Linked DNA regions of Homo sapiens: region 2 is linked to region 1. The links are chromatin loops, found by intact Hi-C in ENCODE. Cell type or tissue: endothelial cell of umbilical vein. All regions are shown on one strand. Links, peaks and the distances in the headings refer to the core of each region. The heading gives the core; the rest is flanking DNA. Region 1 overlaps CDH20 (cadherin 20). Region 2 holds the start of LOC124904314 (a long non-coding RNA gene).

Region 1 (15,674 bases), core at 7,675-15,674:
ATTTAGTTGATCAAATTCTAAGTGGTGTAATTAAGAAACATCTGGAACTCCATTTGGAGTGCCCATGTAGCAATGCATGTCAGGCTGTTGCCTGCCCTATAATCTGTCCATCTCCTCCATTCTGCTCCTGCTTTTGTAAGATGCTTTCCTCCCCTGTGTATGACCCAGCAACCCTACAGATCCCCTAATAGTCCTCATCTACTGCCCTTCCCCACCCCAGTATATCCTGTGGTCCTGTGGATGCTGGTGCTGGATCAATGGGCTGGAATGGTTTTAACATGAAAGCTGGGGAAGCGCATATTGATAAGGCAGGGACTCATGCATTGGTAATTCTGGCCCCTGACTGTAATCTAACTTTGCCTTCATGTATTAGTCCATTTTCATGCTGCTGATAAAGACATACCCAAGACTGAGTAATTTATAAAGAAAAAGAAGGTTAATGGACTCACAGTTCCACGTGGCTGGGGAGGCCTCACAATCACGGTGGAAGGCGAAAGGCACATCTTACATGGCAGCAGGCAAGACAGACTAAGAGCCAAGTGAAAAGGGAAACCCCTTATAAAACTATCAGATCTTGTGAGACTTATTCACTACCATGAAAACAGTATGGGGGAAACTGCCCCCGCAATTCAATTATCTCCCATTAGGTCCCTCCCACAACATGTGGGAATTATGGGAGCTATAATTCAAGATGAGATTTGGGTGGGGACACAGCCAAACCATATCACTTCACTTCTCTCACTCCCTGGGAGTAGTACCTCCAGCATCTTGCTGCACAGAGAGACTAGGTCTGCATAACCAAAACTTATGTTAGCTCTCTGAACTCACCAAAGATGGACTCGACGACACATCTTTACCATTTACTCAGCCAAAGCAAAAAGTGATTTATGTCCCTCAGGGGAAGAAAGATGTTCCATCACGATTCTGATCTAAATTTATCTAACAATCCTTGAAATTTGGTGCAATGGTCTATAGCCCTCCTAAAAGATTCTTTTCAACAAGTCTAGGATAATTCTCTTTCCACATCTAGTGAATTTCTAGTCTACTAAGACCTGAAATGTTATGCAGCCAATAAAAGTTATAATGCAGAATTTACAGCCCAAGAAACGATCCATGTTATTATAAGTAAAGAAGGGAGGTATAAAAACTACACCTACATGCTTGCAGTCATGTAAAATTATGACTGCAAGTGAACAATGATCGAGAGGGAAGATGCAAAAATAGTATAATTACTGTGCTAAGGTAGTTGAGTTTAAGTGAGGAGGTTTGGGTCTTTATTTTAATAATTTTTGTTTTATATTATAAAATTTATATATATGTAATATAAACTTGTTATAAAATTATATGAATATTTTGTTATGATAAAATAAGCTAATTTTAATCTATAATACAAAGAGGGTGATAAGTAGCAGAGTAAATTAAACCTCCTTCCCCCCAAAATAAAGGGCTTCAGAGTAGGAGAGGTTGCATTCTAACAAGTGAAGAACATTTCAACTATCTCTCCTGTTTTTGTAATCAAACAAACATAGTCCCCATTTCTAAATGCATCTTTTAATAGTTTGTTATACAGTGATCTGAAGTACAGATCTTTCACTTCAAGTTCAGTCTGTCCCATTTGTCACCTTTAGGCCAAGATACTGAAAATATTAACCTTTGATTTGGGCTCTGGGAAATGTTTTGAAGATTTTTCAAAAGCATACAGCTCAGAGATACATCTGGTTTATAAAGTATCGGGCCTCCTTGTGTTTACTTGTTGGATACTGTCCTCAGCTTCACATCTGACAAGTCCAGACACATGCTTCCCTCTTAGTAAGCAGCCTTGAAGGAAGCCCATAAAGAAATCAGATAACATACTTGGTGATGGACAAGGGCGGAATGAAACCAGCTGAGCAGAATATTGCACGACAAGTGGGGCTGAGGAAGAAATCTGACCTGCTGGGAGAACAGAGAGCAGGAGAGCGGGCCATGCGCTCCCAACCCAGACTTAGCGATTTGTATCTTCACTCACTCATGCTTTAAAGCCCTGTAAGCAACCAGCTCTGTGCCTCAGGCCCCAGTCTCACCAATATATACACAATACGCAGGCCAGATATTCTGAAACGACTTTCCCAACTATGTTTATCAAATTACGTAGAATCACCTATGTGTAACATGCCTCAAGAAATATGTTACCTCTCTATGTGTTTGGCACTACAAGCAAGCTGAAAAGTGCCGGCTCTGTCTCCAGGCAGGATAGGACAGGAGGGTAATCCTGGAGTGTGAGCAGCACTGATACTAGGATTGGCTGTGAGCAAGTTTATCTCCATTAGTCTCCTGGCCCTCACCTTCCTGGGAACTCCATTCCCCCTACTTTCAGGTTCAATAGTTGGGGTCTCCAGGAGGCATACCCTGAGATGGAGTTCCAGTATAAGGTGTTTATTAAGGAGGGCCCTTGGGGCCAGCACCTGTGGGAGGGAAGTGAAGGAAGCAGGACTGGGCAAAAGAAGTCCAGCTGCCATGCAGACTAACTGCCTTAGCTGACTTCTCAGAGAGTTCCAGAACTAGAGTTTCCCCAAGTTGAGATGGGATAGCCAGACCCGTATACTATCACATTAATTAGTCACTGGATGTCGCCCTGGAAGGATGTGGTGACCATGGGTGTCTCAGTCGGTTTGTATTGCTATAAAGGATTACCTGAGGCTGGGTAATTTATAAAGAAAAGAGGTTCATTTGGCTCATGGTTCTACAGGCTGTACAAGAAGCATGGTGCCAGCATCTGCATCTAGGGAGGGCCTCAAGCTGCTTCCATGCATGGAGGAAGGGGGAAGGAAGCCAACATGTGCAGATCACATGGTGAGAGGAAGCAAGGCAGGAGGGGAAGGTGCCAGGCTCTTTTTAACAATCAGCTATCACAGGAACAAAGAGAGTAAGAACTCAACTCATCACCAGGACGACTGCACCAAAACATTCATGAGGGATCCACCTGGATGACCCCAACACCTCCCACCAGGCCCCACCTCCAACAATGGGGATCAGATTTCAACATGAGATTTGGTGGGGTCAAATATGCAAACCATAGGAGTGGGTAGGTGGCTCTCTGCAATTGGCAATCCCTAAAGGGACTGGTAGGTGACGGGGAAAAATCCTTCATTGAAGGGGGATCTGAGCAACACAGTGTCCAAAAGGCCCCGATGGGAGCTCCCCCTACCACCACCCCCAGTTATTTAATCTTCAGCATATTGTGAGAGTTAGCTTTAGCTCCCCTAATTTACAGATGAAGAAATACAAACTAAGCAAGCCCAGCTGGGACCTCAAACTGACCTTTGATGTCCTGGTTCCTATGGTGGTAGAAGCACAGCTGGCTTTTAAACAGCAGGATTGGCAAGTCTACAGGGCTGGGCCCAAGATGGGTAGGAATAGTCTGTGCTGTTGCTTGGTAGAAGAGGAAACACATATGAAGGAGGCTGCCGTTCAATGCCTCTTCTGTAACCCCCTCAGCCTGCCAGCTCCTGTTCCAGTCGTCTGTTTCACACAGATTTCTTTAATAGCTTTTACATCATGGTCTCCACAGACTTCATGCAACTTACTCCTTTGAAAAACATTATGGAAAAGGCAAAACGTGGCCAGTGAGTCCAAGAGGAAGCCACCTGACCTCCTGCTCTCCCCACTCCAGAGTTCTGCTTCTGACTCTTGTCTGTTCTGCATTTCTACTCTGGGGATCCTGTGCTATCTTTGCTAGCTCTCCCTCCTGCCAACAAAATGTGACTCTCTGTGACCCATTCCCTCATGTCTGTTTTCTGTTAACCTGACATGGCCAATGCCAATGGGTCACTCACTTCTCTTCAGGTCATGGTCATTCTTAAATAGGGGCTTCTTAAAGACAGCAATTTAGCCCTGAAATATTGGGCCAGTGATGAGGTTAAGTAGATGAGGTGAGAAGAAAATATGGGGTCAAGCAGGACTTTGTGGCACCCGAGCCCTTTAACTCAAAGTCTCTTATTTTTTAGACTGCCTAGAAACGGCTGGCCGTGGTGGAAGAATATATGTTATTTTGATGTCTAACATCTGAAGTATTTAGGTAACATTTATCCTATGCCTACTAACATACTCAAGCCCAACCCTAAAGCAAAATTAAATCCCAAGGTGTGTGATGGCATGGAGACTGTGCAGGGAAGTTTCACATGGAACGGGAGAGTTCCCTTATCCCCCTTGCAGAACAGGGGTGTGCCCTGCTGCTCAAACCCCTAGGGGAAGCATGCAGACGGGCAGGTGCAGAAGCCATGGGGAGCGCTTTTGGGCTCTGGCCCAAAGGCAGCGTCTAGGACTCCTGAAGCCCAAGTGGGCGTGTGTTACAGTGTGCTCACTCTCAGCTACGCCTTCTGCAGACGGCTTGTATTAGCTCAATAGACCCTCTGCCTTATCACAAGGACACAGGGCCAGTGTGACAGCCTGAGTTCTTGCCCAGTGAACTGGAAAAATCAGATCACACATGGGCTGGAAGGCTGAGTGCAACGTTTATTGAGTGGTGAAGGTGGTTCTTAGTTAAATGGATGGGAAGCCAGAAGCGGGGGATGGAGTGGGAAGGTGATCTTCCCCCGGATTCGGGCTTCCCAGTGGCCAGATTCTTCTCCAACTGTCCCGGGCTGAACTTCCCTTGGCATCCGCATCATTCCACCATCGCTAGTCTGCCAGTGTCTGCTGGTGTGCTCCTCTTCTCCTCTCAACATCCAGCTGCTTGTGTCTGTGCCCGCTAAGGTCTCAAGTTCATATGGGTACAGAATGGGGGGCGTGGTGGGCCAGAGTGGTCTTGGAAAATGCAACATTTGGGCCCAAAAACAGGAGTTCCTATTCTCACTTAGATCCGTGGGCACAGGCCAGAGGATGGAGCCCTCACCAGGAACCCTGCCCTTCTCTACCCAGCATTTCCCTGCCCCTCTCCCATACCAATGATATCCTTCTCATAAGGTAAAACATCCCACCATCGCGTTTCCGGGTTTGGGATTTAACTGGGCCCTGGTGCTTTTTCCTTTGGCTCCAACTCACCTGATTTCATGTCCCTCCCTCAGCTGATCCAGACAGTGAGTGCGGTGGACCAAGATGACCCACGCAATGGTCAGCATTTCTACTACAGCTTGGCTCCTGAGGCTGCTAACAACCCCAACTTTACCATAAGGGACAACCAAGGTAATCAGGTGGATGGTTGGCTATCTGTGCTTTTCTACAGCATAGGCCAGCTACTTTGGGTTACTGTCTTATGCAAACAGTGTCAAAGGCTACCTGTTCCATACCAGCAGGGAGGATGTTAATAATTCAGTGTATTTTTTTTTTTTTTTTTGAGATGGGGTCTATGTTGGCCAGGTTGGTCTTGAACTCTTGGCTTCAAGCAGTCCTCCCATCTCAGCCTCCCAAAGTGCTAGTATTACAGACATGAGCCACCGTGCCCAGCCTCACAGTGTCTTTTAAAGTTTTGTTTCAGAACAACAAACACAGAGAACCCTTTGCCAACTCTAAAACTCATTCAGTCAGTAAGTCGGCAGATGTTTACTGAGTGCCTGTCCCGTGCCAGAAACACTGCAAAGCACAGAGGCAAAATCCTTCATTCCCACTGGTAGCAGCCCTGTTCATATGTTCTGTAACAACGGGAAAAATCTGAGAAAGATAGAAAGTGATCTAGGATAAAAAATAAAATACAATAAAATAAAAAACCCCTGGGGGCACATTTCTAGGCAGAGATCAAAGCAGGAAACAGTAAAAAGCTCTCCAAACAATAAGGAGACAAAGGATAATAGAGATAACAAAGAGCAAATACAGGACCATAAACACAGTTTTGGCACTGAAACAGCTTTATTACTTTAGAATGATTTAGAGAAATACTTTCAGGTAGGGTTCCCTATCCATAAACTGCTCCCCGCTATAGCTTTGATGGAACAGAATTCTAGGCCCCTTTTTTCCAACAAGCATTCAGACCAGCTAAGGGGCTCATAGACCCAGCACACTCTTCTTTGGGCACAGATGGGAAAAGGAAGGACTTTTGTTCTGTAGCCAGATGATTTGCTTCAAAAGAAAAAAAAAGGTCAGGGCAATGGAAAAAATAAGTTAAACTGTCAAATGAACCTCATCTGTTGTTAACTCTGCTGCCAGCTAGCCAGCTGACCCTGGGAAGGTCATCACTTCTTGAGACTGCAGTAGCGTCATTTTCATTCCGATTCTAAAATATTAATTGCCGCTTTGTAAAAATCTAAGCAAAGGGTAACAAAAAGTCATGATTAGGTTAGGCACGCCTGGTTTTAGTTTCAAACATCAATTATTTGAGATTAAAAGTATTACTTCAACCCCACATGACAGTTTTCTGCTGTAAAACTTGAGATTCTCAAACCTGTTTTCTTCTAAATGGCAAAGCATTCTTCTAAGTCATCCCTTCAACCTCCTACATGTCACCATAAAAATACTATAATAATTCTGGAAGGAATGGTAATATGAATTATAAAGGCAGAAATACTTCAATTAAATATCCTGAAGTTTTTATTGGGTCAAAATTTTGAACTATTCATTTATCTGCTTCATAGGGAAACTATTCCCGCAAAAAGTGCTTTCAACCTAGGATTGGCTTTACAAAGGCAACCCTGGGGAGGGAAAATAACACATTGTAACACATTATATTTTTTCTTCAACTGTTCAGCTAAGCTATCATTCTAATGAGTGAAACAAAATGCAGCAAAATGCTGCAAATTTCTTAAAGAGGACTTTGGGCACCAATTTATGGAACCAATTCCTTAAAAAGATGGGCCACCGGCACTGGATGACTATAGTAAGACGTGACTCATCTCTTGGAAGGTTTCCCAAAACAGAAGTCAGCACATCTTCAACAGAAAGCATGAACTCTTAATCTCCAAATGACAATTTATCTCACGAGTATCCTTTACTGGGGCTCATTTTAAAACTGAACAAGTCTAGGCACAGTGGCTCATGCCTGTTACTCCAACACTTTGGGAGGCTGAGGCAGGAGAACTGCTTGATACCAAGAGTTCAAGACCAGCCTGGGCAACACAGCAAGACCCTATCTCTGAAAAACATATTTTAAAAATTAGCCAGGCATGGTGGCACACACCTGTAGTCACAGCTAGTTGGGAGCCTGGGACAGGAGGGTCACCTGAGGCCAGGAGTTTGAGATCAGCCTGAGCAACACACCAAGACCCCATCCCTAACAATTTTTTTTAAGTAGCCAGACATGGTGGCATGCACCTGTAGTCCCAGCTACTTGGGAGGCTAAGGTGGGAGGATCATTTGAGCCCAGGAGTTCAAGGCTGCAGTGAGCTATGATCAGACCACTGTACTCCAGACTGGGTGACAGAGTAAGATCCTGTCTCTAAAAAAAGCCACCACAACAAAAACTGACTAATATAGGGCAGATCTACTGTCAACTACCTCTGTTCCTGTGCCTGAAACATGATGTCCTTTTATGAACACAACAGGGCACTATCTCCAGTAAAGCCTTTTTTTACTTTTCAGCCCCAAAACATTATGAAAAGAATTATGTGTATATAGTACTTTACAGTTTCAAAGTATTTTCCCATACCTTATTTGATATTTACAATAATTCTGTGAGGCTTTAAGGAAGTTATTAATCCCTCTGATTCTTATTGTCCCATCTGATAGATGAGGAAAGTAAGCAAATGGCCCAAGACCAGAGTCAATAAGCTGAATAAGCATTAAAACTGGGATTAGAAATTGAGTCCTGTTTTACCATGCCCCCCCACTACACCCCCGCCCCACACACACAGTGTTCTGTGTCACCTCAGAAAAAAATGCTGTTTCCAAATAAGTTACTAAAGTCCTCATTATCACATTCAACAAAAATTTTCCAAGTGGCTACTATATGCCAGGCCCCTTCCAGCACTGGACTCAGCAATGTGATGCTCTGATATTTTTCTTTAATCTTAAATAATTCTTAGATCAAGAAACATATATATCGTAGGTATAATACTTTTATGAATTTCGGCTCTAGTCAGACTTTCTAAAAGTCTCATGACCTCACCTGGATTAAACCAAAAAAATAAAAAAAAAGTTCTGATTAGAGAAAAACCTGCTTTCTGAAAAAACAAGCAATTAAAACTACAAAGTGGAATTGATAGTATTTAGCTATTAAGTCTGGAACACAGAAAGGTGCACGGGTTGTTTGGTAGGTGGAAATATGAATATAATCCTCAGGTTGGCATCCTTTCTCCATTGGGAAGAAAATAAGAAGTAGCCTGTATCAAAGCAGGAAGAGGTTATGCTTATCTGAATTTTTTTTGACAGTTAATATTACTAAACTAAATAAGCAGTTATGTAGCACAATGGAACATGTACATGTTTTGGAGCCAGAGAGACCAGAGTTCAAATCCCAGCTCTGCTACTAACTAGGTTAGTGGCTTCAAACAAATAATAAAATCACTCTAGGCCTTACTTCTATTTCTGAAAACGAGTAAGATTATTACTATGTCCAAATTGTGAAGATTGAGTGAGATACTGCATGCAAAGTCCAGGTACATGGCACATGAGCCTTTAGTAACAATAGCTGTTAGCATAAAAAGCAGAGTGGAGGAAGAAAAGTTAATTAAGGGGTAATGTGTTACTCAGAATAGCCCAGATTATGCTATGGGAACAACTACCACAAAAATCTCAGTGGCTTAGCACAACTACAGTTAATTTCTTGCTCACATACAGCCTGCTGTGGGTCTGAGCTCAGCGTCCCAGGCCGCCCCGCTCTGCATCTCACACCCTGTGGTTCTTTCTCAGTAACTACAGCAAGGAAAGAGCATGGAGACTTACACACCAGCTCATACAGACTTCTGCCTAGAAGTAACACAAATCACTATTGCTCATCAACTAAAGCAAATCACACAGACATACCCACATTTAAGAGGATAGAAAAGTGTAATCCTTTATTATGTCCAAAATGGGAAGAAGAACCAGAAATATTGATAATCACTAATAATGTTTTCTTAGGTTAGGCTCTCAAAATTTTTTGTGATGTTCTAGACTCTTTCCTATGAAATATGAAACACATCCATGGGACCTCTGTGTTGGTGGTATTAGCTTTGAGAATCACTTCTTGCATGTCCTACTACATCTCTCAAATTTTTCCTCTGCTGAAAATAATCTGAGCTTTGCAAAAGTATATCTACTTTAGAATTCAAACCTACACCAGGAAACTTGAGAATGTAGATTTTAAAAATGAAAACTCCCACAACACAATATGTGAATATAAATGTAAACACACACACATACACATCCCAACTTTGTAGAAAATATCTAATAATTTGACTAATCCCCTTTAAAACTGGAGGAAAGATTTCTAGTATTGATCAGTAACAAAGTTTCACCAAGTTCATTTTAACTGCTTAAAGTGAGACCACCAACCCAGGAGAAATAACAAGGTGTGTCATATGATTAGGGGATTTCAAAGAAGCTTCTACTAAATGAGCAGGTTCTTTAGGAAACACAGGAGTTGGTGACTGCATTTCAGAAGCATAAAAGAAAATAGTAAAAGACGTGAATTCCAGACAAAGCGGCAAAAATAAGTAATCTGCCACAGTCACACAGGCTCCTCAGCATTCTTTTCCTGGAGGCGCAAAGCAGCACTGGGGCCTTGGCAAGCTGCTGAGCAGGAACAAACAGTGACCACAAGTCACCAGTGATTGTTCTTTTCTGTCAAGCTTTCCCAGGGACATTTTTGTTAGATCTGAAGTCTGACAGTTTGCCTTGGGCACTTTATGTCACAAAGGATAAGACAGACTCAAAAAAAAAAGAGGCTTTCTCTTCTTAGGCCTCAGGGTTTTGCCTAAAAGCAAGCAAAAAGCATGGTTTCTGAATCCAAATGCTGATCCAGGCAAACCCGCCATGGTTGACCACTACCAGGGAATATCTGACTATCCTCTTTCCTTCCTACACCCTGCCCCTGCCCCCTTGCTTTCCTCAATCCAAGAAATTAATTCACCTTCCCTTTTCCAATCCTGGAACCCCTCCTTCTTTCAGATAACACAGCACGGATTCTAACCAGGAGGTCTGGTTTCCGGCAGCAGGAGCAGAGTGTCTTTCACCTGCCTATCCTGATAGCAGATAGCGGGCAGCCCGTGCTGAGCAGCACAGGCACACTGACCATCCAAGTGTGCAGCTGTGATGACGACGGCCACGTCATGTCCTGCAGCCCAGAGGCCTACATGCTCCCAGTCAGTTTGAGCCGGGGCGCCCTCATTGCCATCCTCGCCTGCATCTTTGTCCTCTTAGGTGAGTAAGGGGCTGCTTTCCCTTCTGTGGAGTCCTGCCAGTGCGCACTCAGACATTTGTTCATTACCTTCCTGACACAGCTATTCAGAACTGGTCTTCCACACCTTGCTTACTCAAAAGGTGGTAGAGTGAGGCTGCACAAAAAACAGTAAAGAAATTGAGGACAGTCCCTTCTTCGAGGTGTCTGTGGCAAGATCAAAGCACATATACTTATAAAGTATCTACTATGAGCTGGGGCACCACACAAGGTGCTAGGATTAATAAAACAGACAAGTCCTGGCCTTCCTGAGTTTACTTCAGAACAAAGCAGGTTCATTTTGACATCATAGAATCAAAATTACAATTTAGACAGGATTTGATGATCACCTCTTCTAACCCCTTCATTTAAGTAGTAGCTAAGTCACAAACGGGTAAGTGACAGGCTCAAAACCAAAGTCAGAGGCACAGCCAGGGCTGAAATGCAGGCAGGCTATATACACTGGGCACCCCTGTGGCTCAAAGGCACTGCCTTTCTCCTAAATGCTCATCCCGATTCTGGAGGTGGTATTACAGGAAGGGAAGAGGGATAAGGTATCCTGGTTGGAAAAGTGACAGGGATAGACGCCACTTCAAACAGGGTAGTCAGGGAATCCCTTACTGATAAGACCTTTGAGCAGAGAGCTGAAGGAAGTGATGGTGTGAACCACACAGATTTCTGGAGAATAAGCTGTTTGGGGTGATTAGTACACCTCCTAGGCACCATGGCCATCTAACCAGGAACAGTGACTAAACAGGGTCAGTTTGCCTCTGCTGAAGAAATAAGGACATAACAGGCTAGCAGTGGCAGAACACTACTGGGGTAAGGAACCCTTCCTTCTTCCTCTCAAGTCATACTGCAAGGTGGCTCCCCAACTCCCTGGTATGTAAGGCCATCCTTGCAATTCTTTTCTAATTCCACACTCAAAAACAGTGAAATAAAAACACCTAAACCAACTCTTGCAAAAAAGAAAGTATCTGTACATATATCCTTGCTCTTCTTATTGAACTAATCTATAGCATATATATCATGCTTAGAGAAAAACAGATTTAGTAGATACTAGTATTATTCAATACAAAAGAAGTCCGAGTTTTCTGAGGGAAAAAGCCCTGAGGATTGAAATTAGAATAGAGGTACAGATATTCACATACACCCTTGATCCCAAGTTCACCTCTATACCAAGAGACAGACCAAAGAAAGAAGTTCCTGTGTAAAATGTCAACACTTGATTTTCTAGGTAGGTCCGTGCAATGTGCTTCTCAAAATACATTTAAAAATACAACATGTGGTTTAATTTTGTTGTTTTAGTTCAGTCCTACGTAAAGAGAGGAAGAGTATAAATAAGTAACCTTTCTAAGTTCTTGGATCCCTGTGTCAAGAGAAAATTGTTACGGTTTCTGGTCCCTGACTGCATTGACAAGTAAAACCTCCCTGCAATTCCTTGAGTTTCCATAAGGTGGCATTGGGAGTCCTTTAGCACAGAAGTGGATGACCTGTAAGAGGCCTTTGAAGAAACTTGTTCCTGGGAGGAATTTCCAGACTGGCTGTCCTTACTTCTATCTTTGGAAAATGTCGAAGTTAAAAGTTCGCCCTGGCCCACAAAAAGCCATCATTACAGAAATACTGATTTAAAGAGACTGGCTTGGAGAGGCTCTCAAGTTAAAAATGGTGTGCAAGGGACAATTTATCTTATCCCTTCCCACCCACGATGATGTCTTGTCTTTTAAACCGTACAGAAAAAGTAAACAGTTTTCAGGAGCTAAATTGAGCAGAGCTGTCATAAAATCCTCACAGTTTTAAGTACCCTTACTTCTAAGAGTACACATCCCACATTAAAAATAATTCATCAAACTTTAAGATTTGACTTGCATTTGTCAACAAAATACTATATTTTATAGACAACTAAATAAATTAATTCTGACTTCCTGGGTTTTTTTTTTTCATGTCTCATATATGTATCTAGTGCCTAGAAAATCTCATAAGCTCTACGCACCGTGCCTATAGTACACGAAGAATAAACCATCCCTAGAACTAATTCTCTTCTGTCAGAGAAGCCTTTCAGCTGAATAAGACCATTTTCCTCAAAATCTGATTTTCAGGGCATCATGTAATATTTGTTATGTAATATTTGTTATTTACCTAATTAGATTACCTTAAAAAAAAAAAGACATGTAGCTGTCTTTATTTTTCAAAAGACGGACTAGTTCTATATAAACGGCCTAATTCTCCATGACCATCAGAATTCTCTCCAGCAAGGTATTCAAAAGACTTCCAATTTTGCTTCCTAGCGTTATCCAAAATACCGCCCCTACCACTTCAAGGTCACCTCTGTGAAGCCCTACCCAGTCTCCCAGGTAAAATTCACTGGCCCTGCCTCTGTACTCTCCCAGTGACACTTGTGGCTCTAACAGCCCTTATCACTGTCTGACTTGCATTAATTATCAGCATCCATAATCTCCTTAGATTACAAGCTCACAAGAGCAGAATCCATGTCACACTCAATATTGTTTCCCCATTGCTTAGCATAGAGGATTAAAAATACTTGGGTTTAATAACTTTACTGAATCCTGCAAACACAGCATGCTCACTTCGAATCTCACGTCTCCAACCTGCATCAATCCAAATCACACTCCAACCTTTCAGGCTCGATTCAAGCCCACGCTTCCTTAGAGTCCTATTAGTCTCTTTTTCTCTAGGAATCCCACCCTCCTTTCAGTCCACGCCTCGTATTTTTGCACACAGGGAAAATACACATGAGCGTATCATCGTTTCCTGTGTATGTTTTGTCACCAAAGCTATCTGGGAAAATATTACGTATTAATGTCATTAATTGCAATTGATAAAAAAGCACATCTACATTCAAAAAAATTTTTAAATCATTGTTGTGAGTTTTATTAGTCGGTAATCTTTTACTGCATGTATGAATGTACTCCACTTTCTCCCCTTGGATAAACTGGGGTCTTATTTTGCAGTGCTGTCAAACTGTCACTGTTCACCAGCTATAACAAAGCACACCAGAAAAAAAAAAAATCAATAGCAGTTCTACAGCTAAAACCTCAACACTCTTCCTGGAAAACGTTTTCAGAGAGATAAATAGCTCAATGGGATTATCTCTATCTCTCCTTTAAACCCCAGCGAACACATTCTAGGGGGGAAAAATGCATTTGTTGGGATAAAATTTTATCCAAACCTGCAAGGGCACATCTAACAGTGTGGTGTTTCTTTGATAACATGATGAATTATATAAAAGGCCACTGCTCATTCTCTGCCTTCCATAAATACCCTTGGGTCCAGAAAGCCACAACCACCTCTTTAATGAAAGGCTTCTCTGAGGAACCTGAGTTTATTGGACCCCAGGGATCACTTATGTTCTGTTGTTTTTTAGAGGTATAAAAAGACTACAACTTTGGTGCACACTTAGTATGTGTGTCTCTATGCATATTAAGATATGATTATATACAGAGTAGAATCCTATTAAGATGCTAATATACGGAAGCAGAATTCCACCTACATAATAAGACTTTCACATTATAAGAGGATAAATGTATATTTTTCATCATATAAACAGAGCACGTGATCTGGTCCTTAGAGTATGTTGGTCCATAGCAGGCCTTTGTGCTTTGTTAGTGGGATTTTAAATTGGGTGTTAGGTGTAGACACACAATTTCAAAACAGCAAGCTGATGGTAAGCGACTATAGGCAACTTTTTCTAATTAAACCATTTGAAGAAATACAGGGCTTCATTGTCCACAACCTGACTTACAGAAAGAGGACAAAGTGGACTTAAATTAGAACTCCCCGAGGTTTCAGATATCCAAAAGCTATCTCTGAGCCCTCCACTCGGTAGCCCTTCCCCTATCCGTGGTGAATCAAGACTACTTCTAGTCACCGCACACACAGCCACATCTCCTCGGTAAACACACTCTCCTTTTTGTTCCTGGCAGTGCTGGTGTTGCTCATTTTGTCCATGAGGCGGCACCGGAAACAACCATACATCATCGACGACGAGGAAAACATCCACGAGAACATCGTCCGCTACGACGACGAGGGCGGCGGCGAGGAGGACACCGAGGCCTTCGACATCGCGGCCATGTGGAACCCCCGGGAGGCGCAGGCGGGGGCCGCCCCCAAGACGCGGCAGGACATGCTGCCCGAGATCGAGAGCCTCTCCCGCTACGTGCCTCAGACGTGCGCAGTGAACAGCACTGTCCACAGCTACGTGCTGGCCAAGCTCTACGAGGCCGACATGGACCTGTGGGCACCGCCCTTCGACTCCCTCCAGACGTATATGTTCGAGGGGGACGGCTCTGTGGCGGGGTCGCTGAGCTCCCTGCAGTCGGCCACGTCGGACTCGGAACAGAGCTTCGACTTCCTGACGGACTGGGGGCCCCGCTTCCGGAAGCTGGCCGAGCTCTACGGGGCGTCGGAGGGACCCGCGCCGCTGTGGTGACGGAAGCCAGGAGGCAGGCGCGCGTCCAAATCCAGACGTTCTCCGCGGGTGCTTCGCGGACAAGGTGCAGCCAACCACACGAGCAATACTGTGCTGGAGAGTGAGAATGGGGGTGAGCAGGCGAACAGAGCTCTCTCTGGATCAGCTTTACTTGGGTAGATTAAGTTAAATAAGCAAAAGGAAACCCAGAAGGAAGAGGGCAGAATCTTTAATTACCTTTTTTTCTTTTCTTTTTGATTTTTCTGACACTGTGTGCGAAGGCTTGGAGTCCAAGGTGTTCTGACAAGGGTGGCTTTTCTCTGCCATTCGCTAAGGCCTTTGTCACTTTTCCACCACAGAAAGGCTCTGGCCTTGGATACAGAGATGCCAATTGAAAGCAGAAAGTTCTACTCTCGTATCTGTTTTTTATCTTATCTTATTCTCCATTTAAGAGTTTTGCTGGCTCAAACCACAGAAACCAACCCACAAGAAAGAACAAAAAACTTGTTACTCAGTGAAATTAACCTACTTGTTCTGGGATGGATGGAATTTCCCGTAACCCTTTTGAGACAAGGTTAAGACTGAATCAGCCTTGCATGGGGGTGGATGGGTGGGAGGGTGGGTGAAGGAAGAGACATTGACTTTATGCTCAAGTTTAGTGGCTGAACCAAGAGATGTTGGCATTACAGCTCATCCAACGCCATCAAGTTAGAGTGCTCGTGTCTCCTCTCAGCTATTTAACTGTGCCCCTGCAAAATTGTTCAGAATGAAACCAGAAAAATCTGCCTCTTTTGCACTGTAGATGTCTCTTCCATGTGCCAAATGTGGAGATTAGATGCTACAAATGAAAGCCAAATAAAAAAGAAGTATCTGACAAAAGCATGGGTTAGAGGGCTTTCCTAATCTGTGTGAGGTCAATCCAAGGGATGTTTACATACTGTAGATAACCTACTTGAACAAAAATCAGTATTATAGAGAATA
Region 2 (15,674 bases), core at 2,621-10,620, 55 kb after region 1:
CAGGTGGTGGGAAAAAATAAGAATAAAGCATGTAATGTCAGATGTCAAAGTGGCGAGTAGAGACCTTAGGAAAATGAAGGAATTTGCGGACACAACTATATGGGAGGAAGCTATTACAGATACAGGAGCATCAGACGCAAAGGCCTTGAGAAGATGTTTGCTTAGAATATTGAAGGGACAGCAAGAAGTCCAGGAGGGCATGAGCAGTGTGTGACAGCTGAAGAGAGTGGTCATAAGTGATATGAGAGAGAGTGGAGGCGGGGAAAGATTGTGCATGGTGTTGTGAGTTATTACAAGGATTTTGAGTTTTAACCTGAATAAAGAAAACCCTGGAAGATTTTGAGCAGATGAGAGTCATAATTAGACCTAAAATGTTAGAAGCATCATTCTCGTTTCTGTGTTGAAAATAGATCATGATGCAATAAGTCAAAAAGAGGGATGTCAGTTCAGACATGATTACAAAAACTCAAGGCAGAGACCATGGCAGCTTGGACCAGGGTGATAGTGGTGGAGATGGTGACGGATGGTCAAGTTATGGAGTTATGGGTATACTTTGCAGGAAATTCCAACAGGCTTTGCTGATGATTACACGTAGAGTGGGGCAGGAAGAAGAGAATAAAGTTTTTTGCCTGATAACTGAAAGAATGGTTTACGCTTTTGGAGATGAGGACACCTGTTGGACAAGCAGGTTAGAGAGGGGGTGGAAGGGTGATTATCAGAAGTCCAGTTTTGGAAACATTGGTTTTGAAATATCTATTAGATTTCTGTCTTAGCTAGCGAATGCTGAGTCACAAACCACCTCAAAACTCACATATAAGACACAAAAAGCACAATGCATAAAAGAAAAAACAAGTGTTTTTAAGAAATCAAAATGGTAAGCCACAGAATAGAGGAAAAAATTCGTAACACGTGTATCTAACAACTTGTATCTAGAATCTATAAAGAGCTCTAATAATTGAAGAATATGAAGATAATTTTAAACGGAGCAAAAGATTTCAACAGTCACAAAAAGAGGATAAACAAATGGCCAATAGGCACATGAAAAGGTATTCAACATTACTAGTCCTCAGGAAAATGAATTAAAACTACAATGAAGGCTACGTGCAGCAGCTCACACCTATAATCCCAGCACTTTGCGGGGCCTAAGTGGGCGGATTGCTTGAGCCCAGGAGTTTGAGACCAGCCTGGGCAACATGGCAAAACCCCATCTCTATCAGAAAAATTAGCTGGGCATGGTGGCAAGCACCTGTAGTCCCAGTTACTTGGGAGGCTGAGGTGGGAGGATGGCTTGAGCCCAGGAGGCAAAAGTTGCAGTGAGCTGAAATCTCGCCACTGCACTCCAGCCTGGGTGACAGAGCAAGACCCTGTCTCAAACAAACAAACAAACAAAGCAAAAAAACTACAATGAGATACCCCTACCTACCCATGAGAATGGTTAAAATTTAAAAGACTGACAATGCCAAGTATTTGAGATCACCAATGTATATCCTGTCAAAACTCACTGAACCTTTTAAACGTATGCAATTTATACTACGCAAATTAAATCTAAAATTATTTTTTTAAAAAACTCAATGGGTTAAAGCTATAATTTTTATAGCTCATGAGTCTGGGGGTTAAATGAGAGTCAGCTGCTACTCGGGAGGCTGAGACAGGAGAATGGCATGAACCCGGGAGGCGGAGCTTGCAGTGAGCCAAGATCGTGCCACTGCATTCCAGCCTGGGTGACAGAGCGAGACTCTGTCTCAAAAACAAAACAAAACAAAACAAAACAAAACAAAAAAAGAGAGAGAGTCAGCTGCTTAGGGCTTGGCTCAACTAATCTCAGATGGATTTGTGATCCACTCTAATAGGGCTTGACTGAAGTTCCTTAGGAAGCTCTGCTCCAAATTTCTCATCATATATATACATATATATATTTTTTTTTTTTTGGAGACAGAGTTTCGCTCTTGTTGCCCAGGCTGGAGTCCATTGGCGTGATCTCAGCTCATTGCAACCTCCGCCTCCCGGGTTCAAGTGATTCTCCTGTCTCAGCCTCCTGAGTAGCTGAGATTACAGGCATACACCACTGCGTCCCGCCTTCTCATTCTCCTCTCAGGGCCAGAGGGTTAGCTGAGCCTTGTGCTTCTCATGGTAGTAGCAGAAGCGCAAGAGACAATAAGTGGAAATACACAAGCACTCTTGAGGACTAGGCGTAGTATGTGCACACTGATGGGGTTCAGAACATCTTACCCCAAAATATGGCACATTGGCATTTGAGAAAACAGCAGAAGCAGGAAGGTCACTATCATTCCTCCCTCACCCTTCTCCCTTGAAGCAGGTCATAAAACCTAGGAAGGTCACTCTCTGACCTTCTCCTACCCTTCTCTTCTGAAACAGATCATAAGACCCTCATTCAAGAAGTACCCTTCATATACCCAGAGAAAAGGAAACATCCTTATCTCTGAAGACACAGGGACACAGAGAAAAATCAGAATACACAAGCCTCGCTAAGTTCCTCCCAGTTTAGTACCAGCAGATCACAGCTTTTTGTCCTCCAATCATATTTCTCCATGACTGTCCACTCTTCCTACACCTAAGCATAAAAATACACACGTTTAACTATTTCTTCAGGAGGCTCCCATGCCACACAAAACTTATATTAAATACGTGTTTTTGCTTTTGTCTTTTTAATCTGTCTTTTGTTATAGGGGCCTCACCCATGAATATAGTGATAGGTGAGGAAAAGATATTTCTTTCCCTACAGTACATTGAATTTGGCCTCATCCTGTCAAGCAAGTGACATGACTAAGCCCAGATTCCACAGGGGTGGCAGGAAGAGTAGATCCTGCCTCTCAGTGAGAGGGAATGCAGAGTCACACAGCAAAGGCTGTAGACATCATACAATCAACCTCAACATCCAAATGGGTATATCACACATCCTGGAAATATGTGTCTAGGCTGAAAATATAATGTCATGGTTGTCAGAATGGGAAGGTATCTGAGGCTATAGGGACCAAAGGGAAACCTCTCCTTCACGCTCTGAAGGTTCACTGAAAAATCAACTCACAAAAGACTGGTTAATTGGAGAAAAGGCAAACAAATTTATTTAATGTATATACATGGGGAGAACCACCGAGAGACTGCCCACCCCTCAAGAGCATTCAGAAGCTTACACACCTTCCTGGTGGAGCAGGTTATGGGAGGGGAGGGAAGAGCGATTCTGTTGAGGGGATTACTAGGGAGAATGAGTGGCTCAGGGAACAGAGATGAACTTGTACATTTCCTTGGAAAAGGTTCTGTTCAGGTGTGATTACACTCTTGGACTTACAGAGAGGGGAAGAAGAAACAATTGTTCCTTTTGGCATGTCTAGATCTTAGGCAGATAAAGGTTTGAGGAGAGATGTCAGGAGTAGGGAGATGCCAGAGAGACCTCGAGGCTTCTTCAGTTCAGCGTTTAAAAGCACCACATTTGGGGGTATCTGCTTCTGACTCCTAACAAGGCCATGTGACTAAAACAGTCACCTAGAGAATGAACGATGACAGAGATGAGAAGAGAGTCAAGGTTGGGGAGATGACAGGAGCCAATGGTGGACACTGAAGTGGGGTGCAACTGCTGATAAACTCAAGAGAGAACACAGGTAAGAAACTGTTTTCAAAAAGGAGGAGGCATGATCAACTGTGGTGATTATTACTCCATGAAATAAATAAAACTGCAATCGCTGCCTGATTCTTCTTGAGTAGTCACTTCATTATGGATATATCAGTGTGTTCAACTAGGATGCAGTTCGAATCTAAAAAAGAAACTCTGCCCTGCCATACATGCCCAGCCAGGTAGATGAACCAGGTGAGATTAGCTGAGCCCAGCCAGAACTATATCTTTTGCTATATTTATTCCTTTATAGATGCTGGGGTCATTTCCAACATTAGTGAGATCTATAGTCTAATTATTTATGTAACAATATTTATTGGGGGCCTACTTTTGTCATACACTGTTCTAAGCAATGAGGCTTAGAAAAGAAAATAAGAGCTGTCATAGAGTTTGTTTCAGTGGAGGGAACAAACAAGAAACATAAACAAGTACACATATAAATAAGCAAGTAATTTCAGAGAGTGGTGAGTGCTGGGATGAGGATAAAAGAACACTGATGACTAGAGGGTGACTGGGGGAAGTAATTTTGATCATACGGTCAGGGAAGTCTTCTCCAAGGAGATGATAGTTGGCTCAGATCTAAGTTATTGAATTAGACAAATCCTTAGAGAGTTTTATTACAGTTTTTCGACCCTCCGCCAATGCTAGACTGATACTCAGAAAGAATTCCAGCATCATCTCCTCTTATCTCCCACTCTGCTGAGAGATGTCAATAAAATGGGACAGTAGGCATACCAAGAGAGGTATATGAGATGCCTCCTGGACCATGGGACCTCAAATCTGGGCTTCTCCTGCCAAAGAAGAATCCTTTTCAAGAAATGTACCTAGTCAAAGCTATTCAAAAAACAGAAAGGTCTTCTTTGGCTCAGCAAGTGTGGTTTTTTTCTGTGGCAGGAAGAAAAGAAGGTATTACACTCTGCAGAAGGAAAAATCGTGATTGACTCAGAGGCCCCTTGACTGGTCATGACCTTCCCACTTTCTGCTATCAGAGAAATGAAATGAGGTACCAAGTGATATATGTCTTACCTCTCCCTGAGACCCATTAGCAAACTCAGATGGTAGGAATAGTTATTGGAATGAAGACACTAGCTCAAAGGGACAAAAGAACTTACCCAATGTCACTCGGTTAATAAGTGACAACACGAGAATATGAACCAAGGAGGACTGGTTGTTTCCAGAGCCCCGTGTTCTTTCAACTAAATGTCTCTGCCAGGCTGCCACACTGGACATCAGAAAATAAAAACCATTCAAAGATACAGGGCAGAACCAATTCATCTGTGGAATTCTTCTAAGAGGAAAAAAAAAAGAGAGTGAGAGTAAGATTAATAATGCCATGTTGCATTTTCAACGATGGGCAGTGAGAACAGCACACAACAATTTATAGAAAAAGAAGGTATGTGTATTCCCTGGGGCTGGAAAGTTGTTAGACATTAATAGCAAGAAAATTGTTAAGAAGTTGACAAGAGGCAAAGGAAATGTCCTTCCTTTCTCCCTGCAAAAACCTTGTTGAAGGAGATGTGGGAGAGAACACAGGATGGAAAATCAAAGCAGATTTGGGATAGAAAAAAAAAAAAAGAAAAAAAAAACTCACAGGAGGGAAATATGAGAAAACTTGAAAGAAAGCAATATGAAATAAAACAATTTTGGAGTAAAAAGGAAAATAAGCATAGCTGTTGTAAGAAAAGCAGGATAGTTAATTAACAAGGGGGATAAAAATGTCCTACAGATAATATTTATCATCCTTCCCAGTTTTCCTGTGGCTTTACTTGTGCCCATCTGTCGGCCTGATCTTTTCCAAGTGTCTGTTGCCACATATACAGGCCATTAATTTCTTAAAAATATTACTGAAATTAGATTGCTTCTGGCCTTCTTATTGTTTTAACTTTTTTTAAAAATTGTGTTTGTTTGCCTGTTTGTTTTTGCATTTGGCAAACAGGGAAACATAGCCTTTCCAACCCATAGCATAAGAAAATATGGGAGGGAAACTTCTCTATTGAGAAGCATATTCCTCTACATTTTCAAACCCAGTTTGCCAAATGTACTTGTACACACATTCTTCTTCCCCTGGGGTGAGAAATCTAAACCTGAAACATTCTGACAAGAACAAAGAAAGCAATTGCAAGACTCTATTTATTTGCCTTAGGAAAGAACTTAGCAAAATGGACGATGCTTATTATGAATACGTCCAAGTTAGATTTTAAAAATTATCCATTAGACTCCCTTAGGAAATAAGCAGTTGACACATTCAGATTATACCCATGTTTATTTCAAAAACAGGGACGAAGAGCCTTCTTGTCGTCAGTCACGGGCTGATAGGAGTCTACTTTTAGCTAGGAACGGCCAACGGAAGATAATTGTGCCATTTTAAATGCCACATAATGTTCTTAATCAGCAACCAAGTGTAGAAGGGAGTCTGTAAAGGGCCTGAGGTCCTGATTCAATTTCTTCAGCTTCCCAAGCCCGCTCCCAAAGAGCAGGCAGGCCACCCAAATCCTGCAGCTTGTGAAACCGGCTCTGGCCCCAGAAGGGATTTATGAGCGCTTCACTTCAAGGAATACCACCCAGGTTGGCTGGCTGCAAATGCGGGCTGCCTATTAGTTCTCCTTCATTTCCCAGGAAGTGTGAGTGAGAGAGCTCCCCACCTCCCGATAGGCGACAATCCCAGCCTCTTGACATCTCTCGCGCTGAGCAAACTTTTCACTGGAGGATCCCAGCTGTTCGCCACCTCCCCGCTTGCTTGCCGGCAGTCTGGTGTACAAGGCAGAAGGGGCGAGACACACAGAGAAGAACCAAGGGGCTTTTGGAGGCTTGCTTTTGCCTGAAAACAAATACTTGAGGGAGAAAAATATGTTTTAAAGGCTAAAAGATGGGAAATTAAGCAATTCACTTCCGCAAAACCATTTAGAACGTGGGTGGTGGGGTGGTGGAATAGGGTGGCATTGGGAAGAAACTAGCCTTCTTCTAAGTCAGCCCCTCTGCTGCACCCCCTTGGTGCCAATGTGGCCCTGACGACAGAAGCTCCCTTACCTGGATCCTTTCCATGTTGCTCTAGAGACTGTCTTTTCCTGCTTCAAAGTCTGTGCGCTCTTGGCGGCCACCCACTAAGATCCTATTTCCTGTCTGAAGGACGCCTTGGCTCTCTGCAGGGCAGAGATAACTGATGTGCCAATGAGTGACGAGCTCAGGCATGCAGCCACTTCCCCTCTCTGGAAGGCTCTCTAGTGACTCACTGCTCTGGCATTCCCAAAGGAAGTGGGAAGATTTTCATCAGATTATTAATTTGCATTAATTTTTTTTTTTTTTTTTTTTTTGTAGAGATGGAGGTCTTGCTGTGTGGCTCAGGCTGGTCTCGAACTCCCAGGCTCAAGCAATCCTCCCACCTCAGCCTCCTAAAGTGCTGGGACTACAGATATAAACCACCATGCCTGCCCTAAATTGCACTCTTAAGATTTACACATGAGAACTATATAACTAAGGGTAGATGGTTTTAAATAGTAGGACAATTTAACACCCCCCACAAAAAACCCTTTAAGGGATGCAAGGAGCATGTAAGAGAACAGAATATGCTACCCCATAATATGCCTCTTTGGCATAGGAATTATTTAGAGCTGATTATTTCGAGAAAATGCAGACATAGGAGAAACTCTGAAAACAGAGTAGAAATTACACAAAGAAAATTTACATCTATGAAGGAAATCTCCATTTCGTGTCTCCTTTCTGTACCAGTCTAAATCACTAGAGATGTAACAGCGGAGACAGCACTGACAAATCTCAATAAACCTTACCCTGGTTTGCCGTGCTTTTCCTGGTTACCTCCCCATAACCTGCCTTTCCCACACCCTTCTTTGTTTCAGTTAAAGATGGTATTTATGCCTGAACTCAAAGCCATCTCTTTGGGATTTACTCATTTTTCCCTGGGTGACTCTCATGTATATATGAGGCAGACATGTTAATAAACTTCTATTTTTTTTTCTCTTGTTAAACCATCTTTTGTTACAGTGGGTCCTGGCTAAGAACTCAGACTGGGTAGAAAGAAAATTATCTTTTTCTCCCCTACACTTGCCTGGATGTCTACAGCCAGCCAATGCCTAATGTGGAATTGTAATGCACCCAGACCATTTCATGTTATTAAAGGATCTAAAATTTATATGCAAAAGTGATGGTCTCAGCAGTCAGCTCTTTTGCAGCCTCATTCAGTCTCAGCCTCCTTTTCCTCTGAGGCTGTGATAAAGGCCAGCGTTCCAGCCTGGAAATGTAATGTCAGCTCATGATCTATCCTAGCAAGTATCACTGTGCTTTCAGAGCACACCAATGGGAGCAATTACCTGCATTTTCAAGAAACCGTGTTTGTCTGAAAAATCTCCACATTTATTTTCCCAGCTAAAAACAATGAAAATAAATCCTGAGTGGAGAAGTGACCACTATCTTTCATTCTGCACCTGCCAACTTTGCTTTGCTACATACATCACTCAAGCCTGACCATTACAAGCACTTTCCCAGTTTTGTAGAAAGCACAGTTGTTTACTGGTCATAATTTTAACAGGGGGAAAACTAGACTCTGGGTATGAGACATAGAAACAACCAATCACTGATCTGGTTATTCCTCGACTCCAAGACTAGGCTATATTTAAAACTTACTCCATAAATTGCTCATACACAGTGTTTGTAGTACTCAGCCCTCACTAAAATGTTAGCAATCTACATGGTTACAGCTAGCCCTCCCTCACCCCAGTACTGAAGTTTCCTTCCTGAATAGTTTCATTATTTATTAATAATGAAGTAAGCTGAGTAAGATCTCCCTAGGTCTAATTTAAATAAAGCAGAATGTAAATGAGCTATTTCCTTGGATTTTATGCTATGCTGATTAAGTAACCATGTACAAACCTTCAGGTATACAGTTAAAAATAAGAAGGAATACACATTCCCAGAAAAGACTCAAGCTTGTCCTAGACAATAGCCTCAAAAGATTAAGAGCACACAGCAAATCCCAAGATTCACTTGTCTTCAGTAATTCAGTTCAGTAAACTTTTTTCAATCATCTACCATGTACAGGTGACTGGGCTTGTCATTTCGGAGGCATAAAGATGAATAAGACATGGTACCTGCACCAGAAGAACTTATCTATTTCTCATCCATTAAGGTATGGACACCTTATTAGTACCAAATTTTATTTTTCATCCCCAACAAGACTTGCATTGGACAGGATCAAACCATGTCCTCATTCTGTGGCATGAATTGAATCCCATAATCAAAATGCCAATGCTGAAATAAAGGAGGAGGGAAATATTAACAATTTTTTCCTAAGAAATTAATTTGTGTTGATTGGAATCTATTTTCCCAGGGCACATTTTTTTCCCAAAAAATTCTTGGATGTATTCTCAAATATTTGTCTTCATTGTAACTTTGCTTCTGGTTTGCTGTAAGACCTATTCTTCTCTATGTTTTATTACATGAAAGGAAAGGAATCTAGCTGCCTTCTCCTCTGCAAAACACAAAACTAGTGAGACAAGGCTGTTAAAAGAATGAATTCCATCATGTCTTGTGCAATTTGGAGAATTTCTCTTTAGCTGAAATTTTGAACACAGACAAAATGCTGAATATGTAATGCCCAGAGACAACTAATTCTAATAAGCCCTAAGAAGAGACAGTGTTTAAATGGAAATTAGCAGTATGAGATTAAAAAGGAGCATGAGGTAGGCATGTCAGGAAGGCTGAAGCCATAATGAGCAGTAACCTTTTCTCAAACACTCTTAAATCTGTTGCCCAGCCTAGCCAACTAGTCATCCAAATGCATCATCATTTGAGAAAATGTTCTAACCTGAGTCTAGATTTGCTTGGATATGAAGAGTACTAAATATGTCGCCCCCCCCACCCCAAAAAAAATATGCCACTTTGGCATGAGGATTATTTTGAGCTAAAGGCAATTGAGAACCAGCAGATGGAGGAAGAGCTCAAATTTCCTCTAACTGCCTAAAACTAAAGAATAAATTTTCCCTTTTGTAAAGAAAACTTATATTTAATAAGGAAATTCTCATTTGCAAAAGTGCCTCCATAGCAGGAAGAAAGCTACTCAGGAGACAGCTCTTATCACTGAGACACTCTTATCTGCATAACAAGGCAATCCTTATTTACTATACATTTCCTCCCCTCACCTTCCCCTAACTTGTCTTCCCCATACAGAAGCCCCAAGCCCCTTTTCCTTTGCTTAACCTAAGAGGGTGTATGAATCTCAATCTGGCTGCCTCCTTGAGCCACATTTTTTTTTTCTGTGATTGAGAGCCACATTTCTTTTCTCTGCTGCATACATATATAATTAGAACTGTTTTTTGTTTTTTGTTTGTTTGTTTGTTTGTTTTCTCTCTTGTTAATCTTTCATCAGTTTGATTTATGGGCTTTAGTCATTGAACCTAGAATGAGACAGTAAAATGGATTTTTTTTCCCTCGCCTTCAGAAGCTGCATGCATTCTAGCAAAGATGTTGATGGTTCTTTCTATGTACTCTACAACAGCAGTCCCCAACATTTTTGGCACCAGGGACTGGTTTCGTGGAAGATAACTTTTCCACAGACGCGGAGGGGACAGTTTCAATATGAAACTGTTCCATCTCATAAGGAGTGCACAACCTACATTCCACACTTGCACAGTTCATGCTCCTATCAGAATCTAATGCCGCAGCTGATCTGACAGGAGGCAGAGCTCAGGCAGTAACACTCACCCACTGCTCACCTCCCCTCTGTGGCCTAGTTTCTAACAGGCCACAGACTGGTACTAGTTGGGGACCCCTGCTCTATAACACCTCTGAAAGGAGTTTAATCTAGATTACAGGGAAACTCAAATATGCTAACATAAGCCAAGAGCTCTTCCTTAAATGGGGAAGATTAATGACAAACTTCTGGGCTGTCCAAGTTCTTGGGGCACTTCATGGCTCATACAGCTGGCGAAGCTCTGCACCATCTTTCTCATGTTTGACCTAACATCCTGTGTCTCCATTGTATTTCATACCATGTGTCTCCCCAGCCCAAATTCAAAAGAATATTTAAGACCTTCCAACAGGATCTGAAAGGATGACCCTTTGAAATGGGTCATTACTAGTGCAAAGAACAGTTTCTGCCAATAAGAATTTCCCATTTACCCCTAAAGGGCAAAGATTATATTTCACTGATATTTGTGGGTTATGTTCCCCACACCTCAACCCCAGTACGCAGCACTATGCCTAGTTCAAATTAACACAGCAGGAGTTTGTGAAGGAGGAAAAACTTTTTCTCTGTTCCTTAGGAGGCCTGCAAATTAAACTGAAAAAAAAAAGAAGAAGAAGAAGAAGAGGAAGTTTATTTGCTCATATAATGGGCATATATGCAGGAGTGCTCAGTAAATCAAAGAAGTGGTTAGAATGTGGGGCTTATGTACTTAAGTTATGAGAGAAAAGGAAGATGGAAGAAAAGACATCTATGGGAAAAACAAATAAGTTTCTTTAGGAATGATAGATGGATTTTTAGGAGAACAAATTAAAGATAAGAAAGTTTGTGATAAGTGGTCTATCTTCTTCATGGTCATGAAACTCCCTGGAAGAGCGAATCTGTGGTAGGTTAACTCTTGGTCTGTCTCCCAAAGACCTGCCCTAAAGAGAGAATTTATGGCAATCTCACATACCAGAGGTTCCTGCTTTTAGTCAGATAAGGAATGCTTCAAGAAGGCTCCTTTCTGTACCTGTTGAATCTCAGATGTCTTCAACTTAATCTTTATACCAACTCTTCATTCCAAGTGGGTCCCCATATGTTCAATTAATGAAGATGGAACTGGATGAAACACTATGTGGAGCATGGTTCCTAGGTGAGATAAGCTAAGCAAAATGATTCCCATGCTGATCACTGAAGGACTTCATTCTTTCTACGAGGCACTAAATTAGAATTCTATTAGGTGGAGGCTACAGTAACTGCCCAGTGGGTTCACCTTGCCTGCTGCCTAGACAGAGCCAATTTATCAAGACAGGAGAGCTGCAATAGAGAAAGAGTTATCCACACAGAGTCGGCTGTGCAGGAGACTGAAATATTATTACTCAAATCAGTCTTGCCGAGCATTCAGGGATTGGAGTTTTTAAGGATAATTTGGTGGGTTGGGGGCCAGTGGTCAGGAGTGCTGATTGGTTGTGTTGGAAATGAAATCATACGGAGTCAAAGCTGTGCTCTTCTGTTGAGTCAGTTCCTGGGTTGAGGGGGCACAAGATCAGATGAGCCATTTTGTCAATCTGGGTGGTGCCAGCTGGTCCATCAATTTCAGTGTTGGCAAAATATCTCAAGCACTGATCTAAGATTTTCCAATAGTGATGTTATTCCTAGAAGCAATTTGGGGAGGGTCAGAATCTTGTAGCCTCCAATTGCATGACTCCTAAACCAAAATTTCCAGTCTTTTGGCTAATTTGTTAGTCCTATAAAGGCAGTCTAGTCCAAAGGTAAGAAGGGGGTCTGTTTGGGTAAAGGGCTGTTTTCTTCTTTGTTTCCAATGATAAACTAGTGCCTCTCAATGTAAGTTTGGCCTATACCCTGGAATGAACAAGGACAGCTTGGAGGTTGGAAGCAAGATTGCATTGGTTAAGTTAGATCTCTTTCACTGTCTCGGTTATAAATTTGCAATGCTGGTTTCACTACTGAATGCATCTCTTTGGGATCTCAGCTAGAAGAACCAACTGTTCTGCTTCAACTCCAGGCCTGATTACTTGGACCAAGGTAGTGTTGAAGCTCAGAAAACAATACCACAAAGTATGGTCTTTGGCATGCTAAGCACTTTGAATTAAAGGAAATTAGAAGGCTTTAGAAGCTGCCTCAGAAGCAAGGTCTCTCTGACCTTCCCTTTTTCTTCCTCCAAACACAAGGAGGAGCTCTCTCTAGGGAAGTTAGCTGACTGAGGACAGTACTACCAAAAGAAACACAATTACCTTCAAACATTTGTCTGAAATCTCATTGTCAGGGGATTAGTCACTGAAGAAGAAAATGAAGGCTGTTCCCATGCCCATCTGTACAGACCTTTTATCTATTCTTCTGAGGCCTGTTACCTGAGAGACTTTATCAGCATAACAACTGTTGTTCACAGTACAGTTCTGTCCCTCAGCTTCCTATAACTTGTCACCATCTTCCCCAGAGCCCAGAGAAACTTTGTCCCAGCCTATTGTCTATTCTTTAAGCCCATATATCTCCCCTAAAAACCATTTACTCTTCCTCTAAAATTGTCTACATCCCCCACTTTGCTCTCCCTTACAAACAGGGCATTTCAGTTTCAGCCATCTGGCCCTTCTTCAGGTGTTCAAACTTTGTAAGCCTTTTATGCACTTGCACATTAATACTGTTGTATGCCTTTTCTCCTGTCAATCTGTCTCTTGTGAGTTTATTTCAGCAAACTCAATTACTGAGCCTTCGGAAGGAAAGTTTAGCTTTCCCTACAGTGATGATAAACCCACCTCCCACCCATGTTTCTTCTGCCGAGGCACAGGTTTTCTCTTTGTTTTGTGTTGTTTTGTTTTGAAAATTAACTTGACTGGGAAAATCAAACTATATGGACAGAACTTAGGATGACAGGATGGGTTTTGAGAGCACTAATTTTGTGGCATATTGTTTTATCCAAGTTTACTTTGCAGCTTGGTTGGCATGTATTCAACCATCCTCAGCATTACGTGGAGAGAACCACCTTCTCAAAGACCCTCATTTTAGTCTTGGACCTTTTCCTCTTCTGCTTTCTCTACTGGACACTCTCTCTACCCTACCTCTGCAAATTGGCTGAACAAAGTAGTAAAAAAGCATAAGATTTGGATACAGTTTCTGGCTAAGCACCCTAAAACTCTGTAGGCACATCTCAGCTGGTTGCCCAGTCTGAACCTTGCACCATACTCTTGTTGGAGACCAGAATATGCCACTCCAAAATATGCCTCTTTGGCATAAGGATCATTTTAAGCTAATTATTTTAAGAAACTGCAGACACAGGAGAAGCTCTGACACGTTAAAGTTACCCATTGTAAGGAAATTTACATCTATGAAGGAAATCTCCATTTGTGTTGACTGTTTTGTTGTTGCTGTTGTCGTTTTTAGAAACAAGTTATTACCATGTTGCCCAGGCTGGTCACCACCTGCTGGGATCAAGTCATCCTCTCATCTCCCAAGTAACTAGGACTACAAGCACATACCACCATGCTAGGATGGAAATCTCCATATTTAAGGTTGTCTCCCACTGTATATTAGGAAGAGAAGAATGACTCTAAATCGCTAGAAACTATGAACACAGAAGGCAAATCTGCATAACAAACTTATTGACAAATCTGTACAACAAACTTATTCTTATTTACCATGTGAAATAGTTTGGATCTGTGTCCCCATAAAATCACATGTTAAATTGTAATCTCCAACATTGGAGGTGGGGTCTGGTGGGAGGTGATTGGATTATGGGGGTAGATTTCTCATGAATGGTTTACCACCATTTACATGATACTGCTCCCGTGAGAGTGAGTGAGTTCTTATGAGATCTGGTGGTTGGAAAGTGTGTGGCACTTCCCCACCTCTCTGGCTCCTGCTCAGGCCATGTGAAATGCTTCCTTCGCCTTTGCCTCAACCGTGATTGGAAGTTTCCTAAAGCCTCCTCAGAAGCTGAGCAGATGCCAGCACCATGCTTCCTGTATAGCCTGCAGAACTGTGAGCCAATTAAACCTCTTTTCTTTATAAATTACCCAGTGTCAGGTTTTTTTTAGAGCAATATGAGAATGGCCTAATACACCATGCTTTTCCTGGATACCTCCCCATAACTAGCCTTCCCTACACCCTTCTTTTTTTATTTCAGATAAGGATGGTATTTAAGCCTGAACTCAAAGCAACATCTTTGAGAATTACTTATTTCTTCCTGGGTATCTCCAATGTACACATGAGGCAGACATGTTAATAAACCTGCTTGTTTATCTTTCACTTTGTGTTTTGTTACAGAGCTCCATCTCACTAAGAACTATGAAGGCGAAAGGGAAACTTATTTTTCCCTCCCTTAATCTCTTCTCTTCTTCACCCCAGCCTCCTCATACAGTACCCAAAAAAGAAGAGGTCATCCATAGAAATATAAAAAGAGTGACAGACATCTTCCTTCTTCTCCAGTCTCTGCCCAGGTATCACAATACTAGTAGCAACTAAGAGAACTAAACATATTATAAATGTTGGGAGTTTGGAGGAGTTCATCTCTGTGGGTGCTCTGCTTGAAAGCTGCACTTAAAGCCAGACCTTCAAGATGTCAGAGGCATTTGAGTCAGAGTGACTCCATCTTGAATAGGGGCTGGGTAAAATGAGGCTGAGACCTACTGGGCTGCATTCCTAGGAGGTTAGGCATTCTAAGTCACAGGATGAGACAGAAGGTTGGCACAAGGTACAGGTCACAAAGACCTTGCTGATAAAACAGTTTGTGGTAAAAAAGCCGGCCAAATTCCACCAAAACCAAGATGGCAGTAAAAGTGACCGCTGGTAGTCCCACATTATATGCTAATTATAACACATTAGCATGCTAAAAGACACTATCAGCGCCATGACAGTTTATAAATGCCATGGCAATATCAGGAAGTTACCCTATATGGTCTAAAAAGTGGAGGAAAGAACCCTCAGTTTCAGCAGTTGCCACCACCACCCCCCAGCCACCCCACCCCTGCTTTTCCAGAAAACTCAAGAATAATCCACCCCTTGTTTAGCATATAATCAAGAAATAACCATAAATATAGACAACCAGCATCCCTCAGGGCCGCTCTGCCTATGGAGTAGCCATTCTTTATTCCTTTACTTTTTTAATAAACTTGCTTTCACTTTACTTTGTGGACTCTCCCCAGAGTCTTTCTTGCATGAGATCCAAGAACCCTCTGTTGGGGTCTGGATCAGGACCCCTTTCTGGTAACAAATACACCAAAGGAAATGACGACAGGAGAGATGAGGAACTGTGAATATAAAATAGGCCCAGCAGCCCCTGCACTGCACAACTGCAGTGGGCACCCTTCATATTAGCCCCCGGGGTCAAGCAATAGGGACAAATTTGTGCTTCAT

Evidence for each region. A loop is a pair of places that touch in the nucleus more often than their neighbours do. Peaks named below come from ENCODE experiments on the same cell type or tissue, not always from the same donor. Only the 100,000 strongest peaks of a DNase experiment are listed, where the experiment ranks them.
Region 2: a loop joins it to region 1, with 4 times the contacts of the local background. A loop is called at or near these places in 2 of 110 quality-filtered maps.

Annotation. Positions count from the first base shown.
Region 1 is chr18:61,539,982-61,555,655 of GRCh38, forward strand. CDH20 (cadherin 20) reads left to right here. Exons shown (of 12, transcript NM_031891.4): 10 at 5,046-5,163; 11 at 9,997-10,248; 12 at 14,209-15,674. The coding sequence ends at 14,714. Among named protein-coding and RNA genes, the nearest start is that of LINC01544, 200 kb to the right of the region's middle. RefSeq lists an enhancer at 14,105-14,612. In endothelial cell of umbilical vein, for the core only: a CTCF peak has its summit at 11,713; a DNase peak (open chromatin) is centred at 11,710.
Region 2 is chr18:61,600,196-61,615,869 of GRCh38, forward strand. LOC124904314 (a long non-coding RNA gene) reads right to left here and starts at 6,750. Exons shown (of 7, transcript XR_007066395.1): 1 at 6,656-6,750; 2 at 6,271-6,459; 3 at 4,741-4,916. RefSeq lists enhancers at 5,759-6,395, 6,084-7,283, 6,396-7,031. In endothelial cell of umbilical vein, for the core only: no CTCF peak of the experiment used is centred there; DNase peaks (open chromatin) are centred at 6,736 and 8,346; H3K27ac peaks cover 6,352 bases.